2 separate regions of the Homo sapiens genome follow, and region 2 is linked to region 1. A link is a loop called in an ENCODE intact Hi-C map of the cell type or tissue named here. Cell type or tissue: heart right ventricle. All regions are shown on one strand. Each heading gives the region's core, and the rest is flanking DNA. Links, peaks and the distances in the headings are about the cores only.

Region 1 (6,404 bases), core at 525-5,524:
TGACCATCCTATATAAGACAGTCACCTCCATCACACACAACCCCCTTGTGGTCCCCTCCCCCTACATTTCCCTAAAGCAGTGATTACCATCTGACATACCATATTAATTTTTATTGTTTATTGTAGGTCTCCTCACTGTAGAATGTGAGATCTTTAAGAACAAGACTTTGTCTCTTTCATTGACTACTGTATGCCCCTTGTCTAGAAACTACCCGGTGCATAATAGGTGCTCGATAAATAATTATTGAATGAATGAAAGAATAAACTCATGAGTCTACAGCAGAAATCAGCATTTTCTAATCATTCAGTAAATGTTTGATGTGGGATTGGTATTTCTCCCTTGGAGGTCCATTTGTCCCCTGATTCGCACACACTGAACTCAAGGATTAGGGACAGGGCAGGAGACAGAAGCCAACACTCTTGACAGGGAGACCACCCCACCACTCAGGCAGGACGCCATGCGGGGGCTTCCCCAAGTAGGATCCTCATGGATCCTATTCTCAGCTTTAGAAATCCCATTTTGTTTCTGTTAACAGAGTGGATCAAGCTCTAGACTGACTCCGTCACACTACCCAAATTCCCATCCAAACCTGAAATGGCCATTCAGTAATTCACAGTGAGGAAATTCTACATCTCCTGCTCAGTGTATTCTCTCCCTAAAGGGAAATCTATATGGGAAATGAAGTTAAAAGCAGAAGATTTCTTGGGGAACAAGAAATCAAAGCAAGTAATATGATATTCTGAGTCTGCCTTCTCCCTGTACAGTCCTACCTGGCTAGGGGGGCGCAAAGTGCATGGGCTGAGAGTTGCACAGGCCTGGATTCACACCCTCCCTTTACCACTTGCAGTGATTATGACCCTGGGAAAGTTAATTAACTTCTCTGAGCTTCAGCTTTTTCAGCCACAAATGATGATAATAATATGTATTTCATACCATCCTTGAAGTGGCTCAGTGAAGTAACAAGGATGTGAATTGCTGAGCATGGACAAATGGCAGGTGCTGTTGCTTGCCTCCCCTCTGTCAAGCCGGACACTCTCACCCGTGAACTGACCCTGGCTCTCTCTTGCTCCACCACCTCCCTCTCCACATCCCAGGCAGACTACCCCTTTCTGTGGGCATGCTTTTCTGAGCCTGGTTGAGATTTCTATGCCCTGCGATCCTTGATAATGTCACCTCACACAACTCTTGCGTTTTAAGGGGAGTTCTATTGACAACTTGTCGCATGCATTATGTGCAGATCTTACTCACGTAACTCTCAGGAAATTACCTCATTTTTCTCATTTTCATTTACGTCTTTGGAGGGCACCTTTCTGGGGCTTTGCTGTATTGACTACACTGATCCTATTTTAAATAATAGCATTCAGTCCCTCCTCATAACCAATTCAAGTGCAAATCAAAGGCTTTCCTAAACCACGCACAGACCTTTCTGCCATCATTGGAGGACACTTTTAATAAAAACAACAACAATAATAACAGGTATCTGTTGTAGAATATTTATTATGTGCCATGCATCATGGATTCTCTCATTTAAATGTCAGCGACCCTCTGGGGTTCTATTGCTCTGGTTTTGCAAATGGAGAAACTAAGGAATTGAAGAGCTTATGATTTTTACCCAAGATCATGCAGCCAAAGGGTGAAGCCAAGGTTTGAACCCAGGCTGCCCAGATTCAGAGCCACTACCTTCACTATTCCAAGTACTGCCACATGGTGACTGAGGTGACCTGATGCAGTGGCCCCGGGCAGCAGCAGAATCTGTTGGAAGCCCTAACATACCAAAACAAGTGACTTGGTATAAAAGTCTGCACCCTCTTTCTTGCCCTTGGGGGCCTTCATCTCTGTCCCCACCTCTGCCTCTGGGACAGCCAATGAAAAGAGCCTAGTCCTCACTCCCTGTTTTCAATGATGACCAATGATTCCAGGCTGCCTCTTGGGGCACAAGATTTTCAGTGCAAAAACTTGGATCATCCAGGGCAAATTGGAAGGGTTGGTCACCCCAGTTGAGAACAGGAACTATAGAGCCATTGGCTGGTGTCAAATCCTGGCTCCACCATGAACCCACCCTGCTACTTTGGCCAAATTACTTAACTTTTCCATGCCTCCATTTCCTCACCTATAAAACAGGAATAATCGTTGTACCTACACCGTAGGGTTGTTGCGACAATTAAATGAGCTAATGCATGTAGGGGATCTAAAAGTGCCAGGCACAGAGAAATGTCCCTGTGAGGGGTTTGCTATTTTTGTGGCTATTCTATAAAAAGCTTTCTAAAATCCAGAATTTCATCCTGGGGCAGATTCTTTGCCTAGCTCTTTTGAGATCTATTAGAAACATTTAGTGATTTCCTTACATTTCCTGAAGTTACACTAGGAGCAACAACAACAACAACAAAATGGCAATTTATGGTTGACCTGATTTTACACTAGTTAAAAGAGAGCCGTCAACCCTGCAGAAGTAACAAGTCCGTGCCCACAGGCCTCCTCGGTGTTATTTGTATTTTTATGACCCTCCTGTGGCTATAAGGATGCTCAGTGGGTGTAGAAATTGGATGGTTAAAAATAACAAATAAGAAATCAAAGTCGTGCTTTGTCCCTATTTCCATACTGGTAGGTACCACATTCATTATTTGCTGGACAGCTGTGGGAATAAGCTGCACAAGGTACAACAACTTGATTCACCTCCAAAAACCAAATTAAACCACTGGACTCTCTTATTATTGTCATCCCTACCTTTGTGTAACACTTGTCACCCTCCTAAGCTACCAACATGCCTTCTCTTCTACTCGCTGGGTACCCTAGTCTGCCTCTTTCAGTCCAGAGGTATCTGCTTCTTACAAGTTGAAAGGCACAAACCCACATCCGCATTCATACACAGCCCCTGTCATCAGCTTGGTTTTGAACGCTGGGCTGCAACCAGCTGCTTCATTTGCTTAGAGAAGTGTCATCCTTCCAGAGGCTTGGGGTGTGGCCTGTGGGAAGCTTTTCCTTTTACCTGGCTGTTGAATCAAGAACACAGTGAAGCAGCAATGAAACAAAGCACAGTTTGTTTGTTTTTAATGTATTCATTCAACAGATATCTTTAATGCTCTAGGGTGGGAATTAGGAAAACAGCCATGAACAACTGAGCCAAAGCCTTTACACTTGAGGGGTTTGGAGGCTCCCAGGAAGATGGACATTGAACCGCTTGCTCTCATCATCCATTGCACATAGGAATCACCTGGGTAGCTTAAAAAAAAAGGAAAGAAACTGATGTCTGGGTCGCTTCCTCAGAGATTGTGATTTAATTGGGATGCAGTTTAACATGGGAATTTTTCAAGGCTCCCAGGTGATTTGAAAGTGCGGCCCAGTTAAGACCCGTTGCTTTAAACAAAGGGTTCATTAGAATTATGAGGAGTGCTACAGAGAAGGGGAAGGTGGTGCTATAAAAGCATGCAATGGAGCAGGAACCCTGAGCTGGAAGCCAGGAAAGCCATTCCTAAACAAGGGCCAGCTGAGCACAAGGTGAATGGCTTTAGCCAAAGTGGGTGCAGGGAGCGTAGTTCAGAGAGACACATCTGGAAAAGCCCACAAGAAGAATCCAGGCTACAGAGAACAGAGACAAATGTGACATGAGAAGAGAGAAATGGGCAGGGCCAGATAATGCAGGGCCTTTGAGGCCCTTTTAGGGGTTTGGGACTTAATCCGAAAGCAGAGGCTTTCACATTGAGCAGGCGTCTGGATCCCGGGGGCTTGTTATAAATGCAGACGGCTGGGCCCCATCCCCAGAGGTTCTGATTCAGTAGCTCAAGAATGTGTATGTCTAACAAGTTCCCAGGAGATGCTGCTGCTGGTCCCAGGACCACACTTTGAGAAGCACTGCTCCAATCTAAAGCAATGGGAGAAACTCCCGGAGGATGTTCAGCAGGGGCATGGCATGAGTTGGGGTGCGTTTTAGCAACACGGTGCTATTCACCCCCATAACTCTCAAAGGTAATGTTCCAGGGAGATAAAGCAGGCACCCCCAGGAAAGCACAGGCCAGGCTGGACTCCAGTGCAACCGGGTGATAACAATTCAGTCAGAATTCACTGAGTAACTGACGTGGGATTTCCCTCCCAAGAAGAGCTATTTTGGTTACTGTTGCCTAAATTCTCCATTTCCTCACATGATCACCTACTTTAAAAAAAAAAAAAAAAAAACAGTAAGAGCTTGAAACATCAAAACACCAAAAAGTAAGATACATCTTCCTTTCTCCTTTTTTTTGAGACAAAGTCTCGTTCTTTTGCCCAGGCTGGAGTGAAGTGGTGCGATCTTGGCTCACTGCTGCAACCTCCACCCACCCAGCTTCAAGCAATTCTCCTGCCTCAGCCTCTCAAGTAGCTGGGATTATAGGTGCCTGCCACCATGCTCTGCTACTTTTTGTATATTTAGTAGAGACTAAACAACGGGGTTTCACCACGTTGGCCAGGTTGGTCTCGAACTCCTGACCCCAGGTGATCCACCCGCCTCAACCTCCCAAAGTGCTAGGATTACAGGTGTGAGCTACCGCGCCTGGCCCCTTTCTCCTCTTTATTCAAATGTGAAAGGATTGTTTTTACTGTTTTTACAAGTTCATCATTTTTCTGCAGCCAAGGCTGAGCCTACTGCCTTCCTTGTCCCATGCAGACAGACATGGTGCTGATCAGTGAGAATCCAGGTGCATCCAGAAAACATGCAGCCTAGACAGCTGGAGGCAAATTTATATGACCTCATGGAAGCTCTGCTGTTTCTATTGCTGTTGGGGTTGTGGGGAGTGATTTCTGCCTTAGGAGCAAAAGCCAGCCAATAGACCATGGAAAGGATCACTGGCCTCCTAACACCCCAACCCAGCATCCCCCATACTTGCATCTACACAAACCCTTAAAGACATACAGACACCACTGAAACAAAGAGGAACATCTGCCTCTCTCAATTTGCCACGTCTTTTCTAACAAAGCAGAGTCAGCTGTGGACGTGCAGGTTCATGGCTGCGTGTCCACGCCATTTGTGCCTAGAAACAGAGTCCCCGCACAGCTCCCTCCCGCACACACGGGCAAGCAAGAGGGACAATCCCTGCCGTTTTCCAGAGACCAGAGACCAGGGTGATTCTTTGGCAGCCGGTCTTCCAAAACTAGTTGGAGATTTTCCCCAGAGCACCTCGAAGCATCAGATTAATTTTCTGAGCATTTGCCACTGCTGTTCAGTATAAATGGCTACCTGAACCCCTGGTGATCCCCGATCTCCAACACCTCAGCTATTTTCAACTACAAAGAGCTCTGGAATGTAATGGCAGACTCTATTATTAAATAATGTCCAGTGTATGTGTGCTCTTTAATTCCAACAATGCACAGCTCCAGGGAAAACAAAAACAAAAAACAAACAAAAAAAAAACAGTGATATTTAAAACAGTTGGTGAAAGGGGGGGGGGGTCCATAATTAAGTTAATATTCAAAAGCACAATTCTTCCCAAGAGAAAGGGCCCCCATGTAGTCTACCTTCGTGTCTCCTGCACCTCATAATTGCCCTTAGCTCCAGTGGGTTTTCTTCTCACTCAGCCCGTCCAATGTGGTATTGCTGGAGTTTTGGCTGGTGGTCATTGGGAGAATGAGAATTTCTTAGGCTGTGACACAATCACACACGGAGGACACTTGATGAACCTTCATTTTTTAACTTGAAAAAGGATGGGTTCTTGTTTTTTTCCCTGATCTCAGAGTGAGGCAAAGAGAAATGACCTACACTTCAGCCTATGTGCTAAAGGGAAAGCTTACCACTAACTATGATAGCTGTCATAACAACTATATAGACACTGACAACAATTAGTGCCACTATCTACTGAGCACTTACAATGTGCCAAGCTCTGTTGAAATATTTAGCTTTATCATTCCATTTAATACCTCTGGCATCTGTAAAAAAAAAAAAAAAAAAAAAAAAAAAAAAAATTGTAAGTACGGTCTTGTGACCATCCCTAAATTATTTGATCAGCACATATTTCTTGAATGTCTGTTACGTGCCAACCGTTCTTCTAGACCCTGAGAATATCTCAATGAACAAAAGAGGCAAAACTTTCTGCCTTTCTGGAAGCTGTATGCTATTGGAAGAGAAAATAAATAAGATTAACAAGTAAAATATACCATTTTACAAACAGGCTGAGGCTCAGAGAGGTGGATCTACCAGCCCAAGCTCACACAGACAGTAAGAGAGACATCCAGATTCCATTCCCAGAACTCTGACTCCAAACCAGGTTAAGGTTTTCCCCATAGTTAAAAAAAAAAAAAAAAAAACACTTTTTTTTTTTCACCTCAGTTTAACTTAGGATGTAAGTTCTCTCCTGATGGTCTCTTGAAGCAAGCAGGGACATCTGGCTTCTCTGGCTTTCACTGTCATCTGTCTGCATTTCCATGCAGCCTGTTTTAT
Region 2 (6,404 bases), core at 973-5,972, 54 kb after region 1:
AGCCCTCCTTCAGGGATTCGAGCTGGACCCCTCCAACCTCGGTGGCTGGTCCCTAGACAAACACCACATCCTCAATGTTAAAAGTGGTACGTGAACACATCTTCTTTCCCAAATACAGCCTTGCCACTTCTCTGGAACCTTGTCTCTAGCCTCAGCATTTAAGTGATCACACCTCCCCTTCCCTGGGTCATTTTTTCATCAAGTGCCCAAAATATGCATGGATTTTCCTACCTTCTTCTTTTATTATTTTTTTATTTAAATATTTAAAATATTTATTATTTTTTTAATAGAGACAGGGTCTTGCTCTGTCATCCAGAGTGTATGTGCCATCATAGCTCACTGCAACCTCGACTTCCCGGGCTCAAATGATCCTCCTGCCCCAGCCTACCAGGAAGCTGGGATTACAAGCTTCTTTGGTTATCCTCCCAAGTGTCATTTTACCCAATGCCACAGCATTTGGGGTCCACCTCTCCCACTGCAGCTCTCTCCACATTGTGAAGAAGTTGGAGAGCTCCCCGAGCACTGAAGATTCCTAATTTGTCTCTTCCCCTCCCTCCCAGTTGGCCAATACACATGTCTTCCCCAGAGGGCTTCAGTAACCCCTCCCATTCTCCAACCCCCACAGGAATCCTACACAAAGGCACTGGGGAAAACCAGTTCCTGACCCAGCAGCCTGCCATCATCACCAGCATCATGGGCAATGGTCGCCGCCGGAGCATTTCCTGTCCCAGCTGCAACGGCCTTGCTGAAGGCAACAAGCTGCTGGCCCCAGTGGCTCTGGCTGTTGGAATCGATGGGAGCCTCTATGTGGGTGACTTCAATTACATCCGACGCATCTTTCCCTCTCGAAATGTGACCAGCATCTTGGAGTTACGGTAAATGGCCTCACAGGCAACCTTCTTTTGCTCTCTTGCCCCCCATAACTCCTGAGTTTGATCGGGTAACTGGGGCTGCATTTGGGATTCTCCAGAGAAGATATAGTCCTTGTGATCCAAAACCTAGGCCCAGAATCAAATAAGGAGGTGGGAAAAATGCTTTGTGTATCTGTGAAAAACCATACACAGATTTGATACAATAGTCAACAACTGACTTACAGACAAGGCTTTTAGTCTCCAGACTGGAGAACAACCAAAGCATCTTTTATTTTTAAGAAGCTCTGTAGACACACATCAAAGTTTGAGAACCACTAATGTTCATTTGCTAATTCAAAATGTTGTATTGAGCACCTCTATCTGGCTAGCTCTCTATAAAGTCTCTGGATCTTTGCACATTCACTAGGATAGCACTTCCTTTACTGCATAGGCTTTGCTGTGTAATTTCTGGCCAGCCTAGGTAGATTCCTCCTGCCCATTGCTGGCTACTAAGTCTGAAAGCCAGACCCCTCTGTGCTGGGAAAAAACTGACCCCTAAAAGCTCTTAGACATGCTCTTGCCAGGAAAGTTGATTTCAGACCCTCAACTCAGAGGAGATCTGTAATCAAAGAGAGAAATAAGATCTATAAGAAAGGGGCAAAATTTCATTCAACAAATATTTGGTGAATGTATACCATGTCCCAGGAGCTTTCTGGCTAGAAAAAAAAAAAAAGTGGGGTCAAACAAAGCACCTGTTGTTGTGTTTGTGTTTGTGTTCTGGTAAGGAGCCACAGACAAAATCATGTGGGCAAATAAAAAATAATAATTTCCTGTATCCTTAATTGCTTTAGGGGAAATATAACAGAGTAAGAAACAGGAACTGGGCGACAGGGAGGGTACATGGATGAGGAGGCTACGTAAGGTGAATTAGTTGGAGAAACCTCTTGTACTAGGTCACGTTTGGCTAGGATCTGAGTGATAGACGTCAGCCATGGGGAGATCTGGGGAAAAGCACTCAGGCAAAGAGAAGTTGTTCAAAAGCCCTATACCAGCCAATAACCTGGCTGATTTAAGGACTGATAGAAGCCCAATGTGGCAGGAGGGTGGTGAGCTCAGGGAAGGGTACCTCAATGCATCAGAGTCTCACTAACCACTTAGACAAGAGTACATTGTATTGCAATGAACAAGCAATGGAGGTTGAAGTAGGGAGTGGGGTGGAATTGATATGATCTGATTTGCATTTTTTTAAAGATGACTCTGGCTATTGTGTATGGAGTAGATTGTAGGACTGCAGGAGTGGAGGCAGGAAAACCCATAGGGAAGCTGCAGCGATTGTCCAGGATTGGGGCAATGGTGATTTGAACCAGAATGGTAGCAGAAGAAAGAGGAGTGCTCCAATTAGAATATATTTTCGAGGTAAATCTGATAGGATTTGCTGATGGATCAGGTATAAGGAACGAACAAAGACAGAAACGAATCAAGGGCCCTGCCTAGGATTTTGGCCTGACAACTGAGTGGATGATGGCATCTTCTGAAGCAGCCTCAGCCTCTCTCCTAGAAGGAACTGCAGGTTGCACTTGCATTTGAGAGTCTCTGAGGCCCTGTCTGGGAGAAATATCAGTGGCCTGCCCCCAGCAACTGCTGCTGAGCATTCTTGGGAGCCAAGAGTGTGCCAGGGACTGAGAGGAGTAAAAAGAGGAAAAAACAAGAGCTTCACCCTGAGGAGGCTGCAGCCTCAGTGATCCAGTGGGCATTTATTGAGCATGGAGGCGAGCCAGGCATGTACTGGGCTCTGCGGTACAGAAGGGGATGAAACACAGGCTCAGAAAACACCCATGTGAGCATGAGAGGTGGCACCTGGGGAAGTCAGTGCAGTTCAAGCTGAGCTGAAGGGCCAAAGGCCAACCATTATGGAGATCCAGAGACAGGCCTGGGGTGGAGGAGGGGGCATGGTAACCAGAGGGTGAACAATGAGAGCAAGAAGGACACACGTGGGAAGAGGCCAGGTAGCCCTCACGCTGCCAAACTGGCGATCAGACAAATCGCTTTTCCTAGACTTGCCCATCCATATAGATTCCCTTCCCAAGATGTTGTTTTTGTTTGCTTTTTTTAATCCTAGGAAAGCCTCCTTTTCTCAGGCACCCTGTGGGCAACAGAGAACCATGGGAGAAGACAGGGTAGGGTGGAGGTAGCACTGTGCTTTGCCATTGCCTATAGGAAAAAAGGGTGGAAATATTTCATCTGGCCCTTGTAATCTTCCACATCAGGCCCTTCCTCCTTTGTCACTGTTCTTCCTGCTCAGAGGCTAATCAGCCCTCACCTGGTACAGTCTCACCTCCAAACCTTCACTCTTGCTGCTTGCTCTGCTTAAAATACCTTCTCTACCTAATCTACCACATCACATCCACCTGCAAGGCCCAGTGTCAGGGCCCCCTCTTCCACGTAGCCTGATCTCCCCAGCAGAAACCATTGTCACCCACCTCTGAGTCACTACACCCTCTGATCCTCCATTAGAGTTGATGCCACTGAATGCCTTGTTGTCATTATCTCCATGTAAGTCTTTAGGGCCTAAGCATGTGAACTTCTGCAGCAGACCCCTTGGTCATCTTTGTCCTTTTAAGTACTAGAGGAGGTCCTGGCCCACACTAGGTGCTCAAGATAGGTTGCTTAAATTAAAGAAAACACAGACCCGTCTCCTCCCTCTTGTTGGAGTTGGTCCCTGGTTCCACGTCTCTCGAGTTGTGGAGGCCACAACGTCAATGGTGCAAGCTAAGGGCCCAATCAGAACAAGTCACGCCATGCCCACGTGGTGACATTAGGACAGCTTGAGGCGGAATGTGGCTCCCAGTTTCCCTCGACAGCCGTGTGATTCTTTTTTCTAACTGCCTTTAGACTTGTTCTTACTTTCATCAGCCAGGTACCCAGAGCCGATTAGAAGTTAAGCTTTTATAAGAACACTGGTTTTATTCTTCTTTTCTTCCCACTACATACCTGAAAACAAAGGGCTGTCAATCCCCTCTCTTCAAAACAGCAACCAGCAGAGGGAGGGAGGGGGAGGAAGAGACCTGTCTTGCTTATGTCTTTTCTCCATTGTAAGTTGGCAGCTGAATGATTCCATTTCGGGAGTCAGTGCCCATCCCTATCTCGCTTACCCACCCCGGAGCTGAGCCTCTGAATTGGGATCCTATTGAAATGTTTCCATGGTTCTCTCACTATCCTTCCCCCTTCCTCCTTCCTTTGTCTCTCCAAAACATGCAGGGACAAGTTCTATACACTTAAATAACTTCTGATGCTACAAAGAGCCTTCTCTTAGGTAAAATGGTTATCACCTGCGTGCTCTGATTAGGCAGACATTTAGGACATTTCCATACTCCTGTCCCATAGAAGCCTGATATCCCATCTTTACTAGTCCAGTTCCCACTGCCCATTCCAAGTGGTCTTTGGAAAACCTAAAGCCCTGGAGCAGAGTAAATTTGTCAGTCACTAACATTATAGGGGGAATTTCTCTCATAGCAAAATCTTTTCTCCCTCCCCAGTTTTAGAACATCTTAGGAATTAGACCTCAATATGAGGCAGTAAATTATACGGGATGGGACGGTATCTCTCTCCCTTTTCTTAGCTTAGCTCCTTTTAATAAACATAAGAATCTCACACCTTACATAATTTTTGAAATTTCCATTTTTTTATTTTTTAAACATAAAATAATATTATGATATTAAACATGCTTTTTTCCAACTAAACCGCTTCTCCATGCTGACATTCTGATGGTGCTTTCAGCATGGAGTCAAGGGCACCAATCATTAGAGGAGACCTTCAGAGAAGGGACATGTCCAACCCAGATATGTTAGTACCGGGCGGGGGGAAAGTGGGAGCCTGGGAAGGCGGGCAAAGCCAGCAGACATTGGAAGGAAGCGTCAGCAAGGACAAGCTCTGCCTGAGAGTTTCAGCCAGGACAGACCCTGCTTGATGACCAGGTAGACTGTTAGGGAAGACTATGTGGTTCCACTTAAAGAACGGAAATGCTTTTCCTATGTGGTCAGGCTTTGAAAATGGGGGTCAGGAAAGAAAAGTCATGAAGCACTCAATCCCGAATAAAAGTAAAAACAATGTCCCCATAAAATTTTGGAGACTGATTGGCACTATTTTCAAAGTCTTTTTACCAAGGGTAGAACCCAGATTTTATGAAGCCTAAGACTAATACAATTTCAGAGGCTCTATCTAAGAAGAAAAAACTAAAATTATAAATATGAAATGAGAAATGAAATGGAATATTTAGGATGAGAAAGGAAACCCAAAAAATTGCAAAGTTTAGAAAAGCCAATTCTATCACAAACATCACAAAATCCACACAAATAACCTAATATTTTTATTAATTAACTCCTGTAACACTTCCATGATACATGTTTTTCTATACTTTTTGGCTGCATATCTTTGATCATCTTTTAATATCACAGTTATTTTGTAATTTCATTATCTATAGAAAGAACAGAGGGATTTTCAGTCTTTAGTAGGGCTGATCAAAATTAGTTTCATATTATTGATAAATTAGAAAAGTTTCTTTTGTGTTCATAATTGATTATTGGTGATGTGTAAATCATTAGAGTTATAAAATTGGGGAAAATCTTTATCAAGTTTCCTTTTTAATATCTCTGGGCATTTCAGATTTTCCTGTGGAGTGAATAATCTAAATAGTCTTTGAAATGATGCTCATTAACCAGTTTGTCATTGATGTCCTTGTATTAGTGAAATATGAATTCTACATGGGGACTTTTACTCTCTGCAGTGATGCTAGACAAATCAACATTGTAGGGCAGGAGCATTCCTCAAAGACATTCCTATTCAAGAATGGCTAGCAACCATTTAACTGGGTGCTAAAGGGACTGCAAGCCACATGAGCTCATCCTCCTGAAACTAAACCAAATGCACCCCAAGTCAACTTCTCTTTAGTTAGAACAACAACAACAAAACAACCCTGTGGCTACTCCAAGTGCACCTTCCTCAAGGGGAAAATGTGGCACAGAGAGAGTTGGAATGAAAAAAGACAACAGTCTCCACTGATTACAGATTTGTAATTCTGAGCAGAACATGAGGGATTGGAGTTAGTCCAAGGCAAAGTCTGCCCAGCACTAAGGGAAGCAGCCTCATTCCTTGCTTCCTTCACTCAAGAAACTGTTTTTCCAGCCCTAACTCTCTCCTGGGCCTTCTACTAAGTATCTGCAATTCAGAGATGACTGAGTCATGTCCTATTCACAAAGAACTGAGGGGGACAGGCACACAAACATAAATCACCAGACAGCATGATGGCAGCTCTGAGAGACGGGCTGAGAATGCCACAAGAGACCCTGAAGGCTTCCCAGAGACATCATTGAGACCCTGCAGTGTGAAGAAGAGCTAATCCATCTCAATTCTCCCATCTGAAACACCACTTTTTCCTCAAAGGGCTCACCTAAAGAGTCTGTGGTATTAAAACCATGCACACAAAGCCTAGGCCTATCCCTTGTAAGTAGGACATCTGTACCCAGCTGCATAGACTGACTCGGTGATGCTGTTATT

Evidence for each region. Peaks named below come from ENCODE experiments on the same cell type or tissue, not always from the same donor. Only the 100,000 strongest peaks of a DNase experiment are listed, where the experiment ranks them.
Region 2: it touches region 1 in a loop (1.9-fold over the local background); 2 of 110 quality-filtered maps call a loop at or near these places.

What each region holds. Positions count from the first base shown.
Region 1 is chr5:168,149,996-168,156,399 of GRCh38, forward strand. All of the region lies in intron 14 of TENM2 (teneurin transmembrane protein 2), which reads left to right. Among named protein-coding and RNA genes, the nearest start is that of MIR12125, 13 kb to the right of the region's middle. RefSeq lists an enhancer at 1,163-1,372. In heart right ventricle, for the core only: no CTCF peak of the experiment used is centred there; no DNase peak of the experiment used is centred there; H3K27ac peaks cover 2,134 bases.
Region 2 is chr5:168,203,747-168,210,150 of GRCh38, forward strand. TENM2 (teneurin transmembrane protein 2) reads left to right here. Exons shown (of 31, transcript NM_001395460.1): 20 at 1-86; 21 at 626-875. Among named protein-coding and RNA genes, the nearest start is that of TENM2-AS1, 25 kb to the right of the region's middle. In heart right ventricle, for the core only: no CTCF peak of the experiment used is centred there; no DNase peak of the experiment used is centred there; H3K27ac peaks cover 2,554 bases.